Regions from separate parts of the Homo sapiens genome. Here regions 2 and 3 are each linked to region 1. Evidence: chromatin contacts called from ENCODE Hi-C or POLR2A ChIA-PET data. All regions are on one chromosome and are shown on one strand. The core of a region is the stretch at or near the end of the contact, and the rest is flanking DNA. Distances in the headings are between cores, read along the strand shown. Region 1 has its middle 120 kb from the start of LINC01738. Region 2 has its middle 40 kb from the start of FOXD2. Region 3 holds the start of LINC01738 (long intergenic non-protein coding RNA 1738).

Region 1 (3,390 bases), core at 737-3,236:
AATGTGACAGCCCCCTACCCCAAGTTATCAAGATGAAAAAAGTGACTTGTTAAGGTCATATGGTAAATTAATGGCAAATCCAGGACCAAAAATCAAGGCTTCTGACTCCTGTCCAGTACTCTTCCCACTCTATAACCCCTACGTATTTCATTCTCTTATTCCCCTCCTCCTCCACATAAATAGTTATGGCAAGAGAAAAGGAAAGGAAAATGAGAGGAAAAGAAGAGAAGGAGGGAGAGATGGAGGGAGGGAGGGAAGAAGGAGAGAAGGAGGGAGGGAGGGAGGAAACCCATCATGACTTTGTGGTAAGGGTCCTGGGATCATTTGATTTGTCTTGGCCTCTTTCTCTATTAGTAAAAATAGGCTTAGATCACAGACAGGAAAAGTGCTTTGAAAGGCATGAAAAGCCCCTGCAAATGGGAGGAAGAAGAGAGTCATTTCTGTCATAGCTCCTCACCAACTGAGTGATGCCCCTTGGCTTCCAGGCAGAAATGAATCCGAGGGCCCAGGGCCCAGTCAGGAGAACAACCCCACTGACTCTTCATCCAGGACCCCACTCCAGCATGGAGGCTGGGAGGCAGGGGCAGGGGAGAGGGTGTGGGAACGACAAGCATGGCCCTGGTGCTGCGCTCTAGGTTCCACCCCCGCTGCTCTTCCCCTTCCTTAGTAGGTAAGTGGCTAGAGCATGGATGCTGGAGCCAAGAGCCTGGGTTAGAATTTAGGCTTTGCCCCTTCTTATCTGCGTGGCCTTAAGCAGGTCCCCTAATCTCCCTGTGCCTCAATTTCCTGATGTGTAATGAGGTGCACTTGCCTCACAGAGTTGTCACAAAGATTAAATGATTTAACATACACAAAGGGCTTAGAGCAGCACCCCACACATAAGAAGCACAATTACGTGTTAGCCGTTAATACCATCTGAGGCTTCTCCTTGGTGTTGAGTCCTCCAGGAAGCTTTCCTGACCCCACAGGCTGGGTTACACTCCACTTTGCTCCCACAGGCTACTGTGCTTCCCTCTAGCAATCCCCTTATCTTCCTGTAGTTAAGTCCTATTCTTGAGCCCACTTCACAGAAAAGGAAACTGAAACTCATAGAAATTAGATGACTTGTCTCTTTGCCCTGATCATCCATCCTTGGCTCAAACATCTCCAATTAGAGGAAAATCCCCCCCTTCCAACCACCGCATGTATCCTGGGCAGGCGGTACCATCTGAGCTGAGTTTTGCAGGGTAAGAGTTAACCAGGAGAAAGTGGGGCCTGAGATAGGAGGTATTTCCAGCAGACGCCAAGCAGGATAAAGCAGCCAAGGTGAGAAACTCCCAGTGTGTGAGGTACCTCTAGCAGTTAGGTGGTGCTGGAGCACAAAGTGAGGTAGGGTGCCAGGAGGGGACAAAGATGGAGAGGTGGGCTCTACCACATCACCACGGCCTGGGATGCCAGGCCAGGAGGCTCAGACATGAAGCTGCAGCCACAGGGAGGCCAGCAGACCGTTTTCAGCATCACATGGAAATGGCCAGATTTCCCTTGAGGGCCCTCAGTGAGCAATAAGCACTGTGCAAAGCTTACTATTATGGCTAATAATGGTTTATCACTCTGCACCATAATTGCCATTTACATGTCCATCTTCCACTAATTCATAAAGCCCACTAGGGCAGGTTGTGTGGGTCTCGCTCATCCCTGTGTCCATATGCTTGACACAGAGCAGACACTCAAAAGATGTTCTGTCAAATTATTAATAATTACTTAACAAGAAAAGGTAGCACATGATGCCAACTGTTGTGAGTTGTTTTGCAGAGAAAAAACTCTGGAGTCAGGCAGCCCTCAGTCCAAACACTGAAGCCCCAGTCTCACCGCGGAACGACCTTGGCAAGTCGCATTCCATCTCTGAGTCTCAGCTTCCTCCTCCTCCAAGTGAGTTTAATAATTCCTTCCTCTTGGGGTCAGGGTGGAGCTCCCAGCACAGTGCTTGACACACAAGTAGGTGACTAATACCAACTCAACAAATAGCAACTAAAAGAATGATATGAAGATATCTGGGCCGGGCATGATGGCTCATGCCTGTAATCCCAGCACTTTCGGAGGCTGAAGCAGGCAGATAGCTTGAGCTCGGGAGTTTAAGACCAGCCTGGGCAACATGGCAAAACCCCGTCTATTAAACAAACAAAAAAAAAGTAGCCAGGTGTGGTGGCTTATGCTTGTAGTCCCAGCTACTTGAGAGGCTGAAGTGGGGGGATCACATGAGACTGGGAGGTGGAGGTTACAGTGAGCAGAGATTGCACCACTGCACTCAAGCCTGGGCGACAGAGGGAGACCCTGTCTCAAAAAAAAAAAAAAAATCTCTCTGCACAAAGTTGCAAAACCACTGCCTATTTCAGACATTGGCAAACAGGAGAGAGAGTGTAAAGGGGCAGAATTTTGAATCTGAGAAATATAGATTTGAATCCTGGTGCTGTTCTTTCCTAGCTATGCAACCTTAGCGAAGTAAATGAACCTCTCTGGTTTCCTAATGTGTTCATTCCGGGCATTATCAATAATACCAATCTCAAAGAGTTACTGCATGGACTAAAGGAGATAACGGATGTGAAAGTGCTTTGTATACAAATGTGGGCGATTATTATTATCATGACAGTTCATAAAACCCGGGTGGAGATTTTTGTTACAAACAAGTTCTCTCCCATCCCACCAGCAGTCCAGGGGCTGGCCCAGTGCTTTGTTCCCAGGAAGGGCATAGCTGGAGGGGCCGGCTGGGTTGGGGCAGAGGCCAGGGCGGGCTCCTCACTCCCACCATCTGCACTGCGGGGTCAGCCCATCTGTCCAGCAGTGGGCACACATGTGGCCTCATCTGAGGGTATGAGGTCGTCGGGGTCAAGCAGGAGAAAATTGGGGGCAGATGAGGGGAAGGTTCCAGCTTATTTTTAGAAAAGGGGGAAAGAGAGGAAGACAGGAAGGGCCTTGTTCGTCAGTATTTCCACCATGTGGATGGCAGGCGGGAGGGTGGGCAGGCAGCCAGGCCAAGGCTAGAGACAAAGATGTGTCCACTTCTGCAGCTGCTGCCACAACCACCACAGGATGGCCATCCCCGCCCACCCCACCAGCCTAGGACTGGTCCCAAGCCTGCACCCTGCCCCTTGGGGGACCCCTCTCCTCCCAGAACAAATTGAATTAGAATGGTAAATCAGATTGAATTTTTAAATTAATTGATTTATTTTTAAATTAATTTTAAAGCATCATAAAGAACCAAGATTACAAATTCCATCCTTCAAACATGCATTAAGCACCTATTCCGTGCTATTTCTGTGTCAGGCACTGGGAATGAAATTAATAAATTTAAGAAGGTCCAGTTGGTGGAAGAGCCCCTAATTCCAGTAGCAAAGAAGGATTGGAAGTTCCGTG
Region 2 (3,358 bases), core at 75-2,574, 92 kb after region 1:
TGGCAAGCTAGAGTCTGTGAAGTGAATGATAAATAGAAGAAACTCAAAAAGTGAGTAATAAATAAAAGCTGTTACACCATAACCCCTACTAACTCTCACCCACGAAATGGGGATTCACACATCTGCTGCTCTAGGTGTGGACGCAGCCGTGAATGAAGCAGACAAAAAGCCCTGCCCTCCAGAGAAACAGACAGTAAACAAAACACACAATTAAAAGATACAGTGTGAGATGGCAGGAAGTGCTGAGGAGAAGGACAAGGCAGCGGGGGAGAGGGGGTACCCAGGTGATGGGACCAGGCAAGGCGGGTTCCATGCAAAAACTGCTGTCCAAGAAAGGTTCACTGAAAAGGTGACATTTTGGCAGAAACTTTTTTTTTTTTTTGAGACGGAGTCTTGCTTAGTTGCCCAGGCTGGAGTGCAGTGGCACGATCTCGGCTCACTGCAAGCTCCACCTCCCAGGTGCACGCCATTCTCCTGCCTCAGCCTCCCGAGTAGCTGGGACTACAGGCGCCTGCCACCACGTCCGGCTAATTTTTTTTGGTTTTTTTTTAGTAGAGATGGGGTTTCACCATGTTAGCCAGGATGGTCTCGATCTCCTGACCTCGTGATTCACCCGCCTCGGCCTCCCAAAGTGCTGGGATTACACGCGTGAGCCACCACGCCCGGCCAGAGAAACATTTTACTAAGAGGTAAGGGAGGGAATCTACCAGATCTGGGAAGACCGTTCCAGGCAGAGAGAACAGTTTCGTGCAAAGTTTTTCAGGTGGGAGGAAAAACCCTGAGGCCCAAAGGGAGAGAGGAGGAGCAAGAGGAGGGGAGGGGAGCTGGGGGGTCTAAGCCAGGCTAACCAACATGTTCACCCATCCCTCTGGCTCCAAAATTGACAACAGACTGAAGGGAAGTGGGGCAGAATTTAGGAAGTTAACTTAATAATCCAGGAGTCAGATCCAGGAGATGATGGTGTCTGGGACCTGGAGGGTAGCGGTGGAGGCTGAGAAGTGGTTGGATGATGAATAATTGTTTGAGGGTAGAATCAGCAGGGTTTCCTGCCTGGTTATTGAGGAGTCTAGAGAAATGTGTATGAAGGTCTCAGTGCACATGCCACGGGCATAGACCTGACCCTCAAGTAGAGGCTCCATAAGTGGGCTGTTAGGCCCCACGCAGGACCGCGTGGAAAGCAGCTGACAAGGAACAGCATTGCACCAAAAGCCTCTATAGTGCAGCCAAGCAAGAAAGGGGTATCCCCAGAGCCTGTGAGCCCCTCCCCTACCACTCCCTGCCCGAATAGGACCGCAGAGGCCACAGGTTACGGAGAGGGAGCTCACACCCCGGCAAAGATTGATGCCTTTTAAACAGACCCAGAGTGAGAAGGACAGAGAAAGTCAATATTTGTCCGAGCAAGCCAAACAGGCCGGCTCGCCCAGGAATGTGAGGGAGGGAGGGAGGCCCAGTGCCCAGAGAACATTATTTCAACAGACAGATATTTGGAAACCGTCGCTGTCCTGGGGATGGGGGAAGGGGGCAGTTCACCCAGCCCTCATTCCTGCCCAGGGATGGATGGGACCAGGCCTGGCAGCAAGGGGGTGAGAAGGGAGGGGACAAAGGGACAGTGGGGAGGGAAAAAGCAGATCAGGGCAGAGGAGCTGGAAACTGAGGGTCAGAAAGGGGAAGGGATTACCCAGGACATACAGGTGAAATCCTCCAATGGTTTTTCACATCTTTCAATTCAACTGCAAACATTGTAGCCTGCTCTAGGCGGCTTTCCACCATCCAGACCCTGCCTACCTGTCTTGTCTCACCTCCCTGCACCCCCAGCGAATCTGAGCATTTTATGGTACCAAAGCACACCCAGTGCTCAGCTTGCTTTTGCATACACCATTCCTCCACTGGACACACCTTTTTTTAACTCTGATTCATTCTTCAAAACCTAGTTCAAGGTTCACCTGCACCAGCAGTCTTCTTGTTTGAGGTTAAGAGCTGGAGGCTCAAATCCAAAGAGGGCGGGACTTGCCAGTTACTGGCTGTAGAACTTTAGGCAAGTTCCTTGACCTTTGTAAGTCTTAGTTTTCTCATCTGCAAGATGGTGTGGGAGGCCGAATAATGCTCCCCACCCTCAAGATGTCCACATCCTCATCCTCAGAGTCTGTGAATATGTTACCTTACATGGTGAAAGGGACTTTGCAGATGTGATTAAATGAAGGATCTCAGATGGAGAGATTATCATGGATTATCAGGGTGGGCCCAGTGTAATCACAAGGGTCCCTATAAGAGGGAGGCAGGAAGGTCACAGTGAGACCAGGAGATGTGATGATAGAAGCAGAGATTGGAGAGATGCAGGGGCCACAAGCCAAGGAATGCAGGTGGCCCCTAGAAGTTAAACAAGGTAAGAAAATAGATTATTCCTCAGAGTCTCTAGAAGCAACAGCCCAGCTAACACCTTGACCTTAGTCCAGTGAAACTTGTTTTGGACTTCTGAACTCCAAACTGTAAGATGATAAATTTAGGTTGTTTAAAGCCGCTAAGTTTACAGTAATTTGTTACAGCAATAGGAAACTAATTCAGCTAAGTACCACATTCATACCTACCGCCAAGGTTCTTGTAAGTAAGAACTAAATAACTTTATATATAAAGTTATAGTACATATATATACTATATCTATATAGTTTATATATATTTAAAAGTGACTGTATATATACATATATATATATATATATACACTTACAAGAACCCTGGAGGTAGGTATGAAGACCCCTTAGCATTGTACCTGATAGAGAGAAAGGGCTCAGGGGCTGTTGAGTATCCCTGTTGGTGCTACCACGTCTACATCCCGGCCTCTTCACAATCCCTTCCAACTTGGTCTTTAATGTCTGTGTGCATCTCTGCCTGCTTCTCCAGATAGTGAGCAATTTAAGGGCAGGCACACAGTGTTATATTAGTCTTGGTATCGTCAATACCAGGCACTTAGCAAATGCTCAAAAAATGTTGAATGAATAAGTGAATGAATGAATGAATGAATGCTGGCATTTGTCCATGCACAATGTGGCTTTAATCATACAAATTCGACAACCATGGGACCAAGCTTTAGAATCCAAACCCCAGAAGCGATCTCTGGAAATAGTTGGGTCCTGAAGGGCGGACAGGTGGATGGAGGATACCAATCACCCACCTAGGTTTGTCTCGGAATTTCCAAGTAGCTTCTCCTTGCGACACTGCAAGAAGCTGAGGTTTCTTTTTTCTGAGACAGGATCTGGCTCTGTCACACTAGCTGGAGTGCAGTGGCGCAATCTTGGCTCACTGCAACCTCTGCCTCCCAGGCTCAAGCCATCTTCTCACCCCAGCCTCCTGAGTAGCTGGGACC
Region 3 (3,195 bases), core at 353-2,852, 120 kb before region 1:
GTTGTCTAGACATAAGCACAGGGTTACCGAGAGGTTTCGCGCGCGCTTGCACGCATGTGTGTGTGTGTGTGTGTGTGTGTGTGTGTGAATAGGACTGAGCAAGGAGTAGGGCCAAATGGCCTCTAAATCCCTTTTTGCCTCTGAAATTCTTCAAGGCTATGTCTAAAAGCCTATAATTCTAAAATTCTGTAATTCATAGATCTGATACTTCTCTAACAGACACTGTGATTCTAAGGTTCTGTGATTCTAAGAGTTTATAATCCAATGAGTCTGTAATTATAAACTGCTATGATTCTCTAATTCTAAACACTATGGTTCTCTAATTCTACCATTCCATGATGCTAATATCCTCCTGTAATTCTAAGATTCTATCATTGTTTCCTTAATTTAATATTCCACCATTCTCAAGTTCTGTGATTGAAAGAGGTCATGATTCTGTATTTCTATAAATTTATTCTTTTATATTTATAATGCTCTATAATTCTAGTATTCTAGAATTCTGATTTCATAATCCTAAAATTCTAGAATTCTAATGTTTTATGCTACTAAAAATCTAAAGCATTTATATGATTTTTTAAATCAAGTTTTCAAGAATTCCCACAATCTAAGATTCTAACATACTGGGTTTCTAAGACCCTACAATACAATTTTTTTTTTTATTCAATGTTCTGTATTTTGAAGATTAAATGTCAAGGAGTCTTAGTTCTGAAACGTTAATATTATATGCTATCATGATTCCAACATGTCTCATATTTTATGATATCATTATTACAAACACAAAGTCATTTTATCTACAAAATGCAGGAATTAAGCTGCAAGTGACAAAGAATCAAGGGACCTCCACAGCTGTCCTCCTAATCAGATTGGAGCACATCCCATGGCCATGGATTCTTCCTCAGTGGCAAAGGAGACCTGAAGACAGCTGCTTTACCCAGCCAGTGCTCCAGGAGCTGCCTGGAAAGACAAAGGCATGGGAGGTGGGGGCCTGGCCAGGGTCAGGCCGAGGAGTTGGCCCCATGCCTCCGGGAGGCCCCTCCTCAAAAGCCAGGTTTCCAAACATCTGCCAGCATTTGGGTCCCGATTGCTGTCCTTTAAAAGTATCCCTCTCCTTTTCTTGTTCCCCATCAAGGGCTCCCATGACAATCATTTCAAGCAGCTAATGAGTTTCAGATGGGCTTTGGGAGCCAGGGACGGATGGACGCTCAGAGAGGAGGGTTCTTAGGCTGAGTTCCGTGGGCAGGGGGAGGGGTGGGGGTCAGATAGGAGAATGTTTTGTAGCTGAAGTATTAGGGGCCGTCCACCCCTCCCAGGCCTGGGGACAGAACCTGGAAAGGAGCTGGAGCCGTGGTTACGCTGCTTGCTCCTTCCCGCTCGCCCGTGTTGGCTCGCTGTCAATATAGAGACCCACACTCCCTTTCTAACGCCTCACACACTGTTTTGAACCTTGATGAAATAAAGACCCAGAAGCATTATAGGAAACATCGAGGCCTTCTTGAGGCCAAGATGTGATTACTCACCTGCTAATAGAAGGGTCTTTGCAAAAGACCGAAATCGTCCTTGTTGAAATTACATCGTCTGTGATTCTCTCCCCTTCCAGATGCACGGGAGTACATCCAGAGGCTGCTGTCAGCTCTCATGTGGGCCACACCGCCTGGCCCGGGGTGGGGTTGCCTGTGGGGCCCCTGGGCCCCCTGGCACCACACGGGGGCAGCTCAGCAATCCTGCCGTTCCCTGTGCCGGGCTGCTCTCTCCCTTTGGCTCGGGGCTCTGAGGGGGCTGACAGTGACCCCAAAGAGCTTTCTCCCTCTTGTGCCAGGGGATGAGGAGAGGCCAGGGGCTCGGGAGAGGCGTCCCAGCCTTCATTTCCGTAGCATTCAGAGAGCCCAGGGAGCAGCCCGTGCCCAGAACCTGGCCAGGATTATAAGTGGGTTCTGCAGCGTTCTCACTCCCTGGCTGCCCGAGAACTTCCGCTGCTTTCAAGGTCTAATTTATGGATTCACTTAAATGAGCAGAACATTGAGAAAGACACACCAATGCATTTCAGAGGAACTCACACACTCCACAACCCAGCGAGGCCATTCCCTACCAGGAATGTAGGAGGAAGTTCTGCAACAGGATGTGTATAGTTTAGGGTTTGGAGGGGGTCTCTCCTGGCAAGAGAGACCAAACCTTATAATTAAGTAACTCTCCGTTTCCTTTAAGATATCAACAACAACAACCACGTTCTCCCCAGTTGCCTAAACAGGACAAGTCCCCGGTTAAGCAGTTCCTGGTGGTCTGTGCTCACACATGTGCAGAGAGAGAAAAAAATCTGCCTGGAAGCTGGCCTCCCTGGCTTCCCAGCAGCGGGCCACCTCCCTGCTTCGCCGCCACCCCCTCCCCCGTTCGCAATTAGGGGTAATCTTTTGTTGCCTGGAAAGTGTAAAAATCGCCGGCTTTTCTTTTTGCATGCATAATATCCATTTCCCCTCCAAGTGCGTTATTTGGTTTGGGAATTACATCTATTTACAAGAGTAGATGTTGCACAAAGGTTGTGTTTATGTGGAAAATTATATCGGTGACACGGGCTGATTGGCATGTGGAGGCTGGGAGAGCAGGCCTTCTCATCAGCTTGGAATAACAAAATGATTGCATTTTCAGCAAAGCTAATTGATCACATACCTCGCTGGGCTATCTGTTTACTCAAAGGCCATCCAGGCCCTGGGAAGGTGGAGAGAAGAGAGCCCGGGGCCCGTGGTCACTGCCAGGCCGAGCCAGCCAAGGGCTAGTGGGGTGTGGTGTAGACACGGGGCCTGGACAGGTCCTCAGGTGGTGAGGTTGGGCAGGGAGATAGGCTGACTCTGTTCTCCCCGGGGAAACCAGGCCCGTACTTCACACTGGTGACCGTGTCCTTTCTCCAGACCCCTGAAGTCAGTATGGGGCAGCGCAGGTGTGGGGAAGGGCTAGTTGGAGTATGATCTGGAGCCACTGAAAAGAAAAGACAAGTAAATTCCCTTCTCTCATCCATTGGAAAAGCAGTGGGCTTTAAGGTGGTGCTGAGCTGGCTGCACAGGGCTCGTGGGAGTGAAAGCTCTGGAAACCTGTCTCCATGTGTCTGTCTTGACTGAGTGACTCTGTCTTTGCTCTTCTCTGGGGAGCTCTAGATCAGGGGCCAGGACTGGGACTAGGAGGATGGATGGGAAAGAGGGACGTTAT

What was found. A loop is a pair of places that touch in the nucleus more often than their neighbours do. ChIA-PET counts read pairs that join two places held with the same protein, here RNA polymerase II (POLR2A). Pooled maps may share reads with other maps.
Region 2: POLR2A ChIA-PET joins it to region 1 with 14 read pairs in CD4-positive, alpha-beta T cell. The contact joins two enhancer-like sites. POLR2A ChIA-PET finds 5 or more read pairs at or near these places in 2 of 52 experiments (CD4-positive, alpha-beta T cell and MCF 10A).
Region 3: a map of tibial artery shows a loop between it and region 1 (2.2-fold over the local background). The contact joins the promoter of LINC01738 here to the enhancer-like site in region 1. A Hi-C loop is called at or near these places in 2 of 168 maps with a recorded cell type or tissue (aorta and tibial artery) and 3 of 50 pooled maps.

The regions. Positions count from the first base shown.
Region 1 is chr1:47,568,572-47,571,961 of GRCh38, reverse strand. No RefSeq gene overlaps it. Among named protein-coding and RNA genes, the nearest start is that of LINC01738, 120 kb to the left of the region's middle. Within about 2 kb of position 1,986, at least 4 of the 41 ENCODE cell types and tissues checked have a DNase peak (open chromatin) inside an H3K27ac peak, as active enhancers do; they include tibial artery, where a contact is called at or near this core.
Region 2 is chr1:47,476,302-47,479,659 of GRCh38, reverse strand. No RefSeq gene overlaps it. Among named protein-coding and RNA genes, the nearest start is that of FOXD2, 40 kb to the right of the region's middle. Within about 2 kb of position 1,324, at least 9 of the 41 ENCODE cell types and tissues checked have a DNase peak (open chromatin) inside an H3K27ac peak, as active enhancers do.
Region 3 is chr1:47,686,905-47,690,099 of GRCh38, reverse strand. It overlaps LINC01738 (long intergenic non-protein coding RNA 1738), which reads right to left and starts at 1,602. Exons shown (of 3, transcript XR_001738040.3): 1 at 1,518-1,602. RefSeq lists enhancers at 1,883-2,571, 2,572-3,195.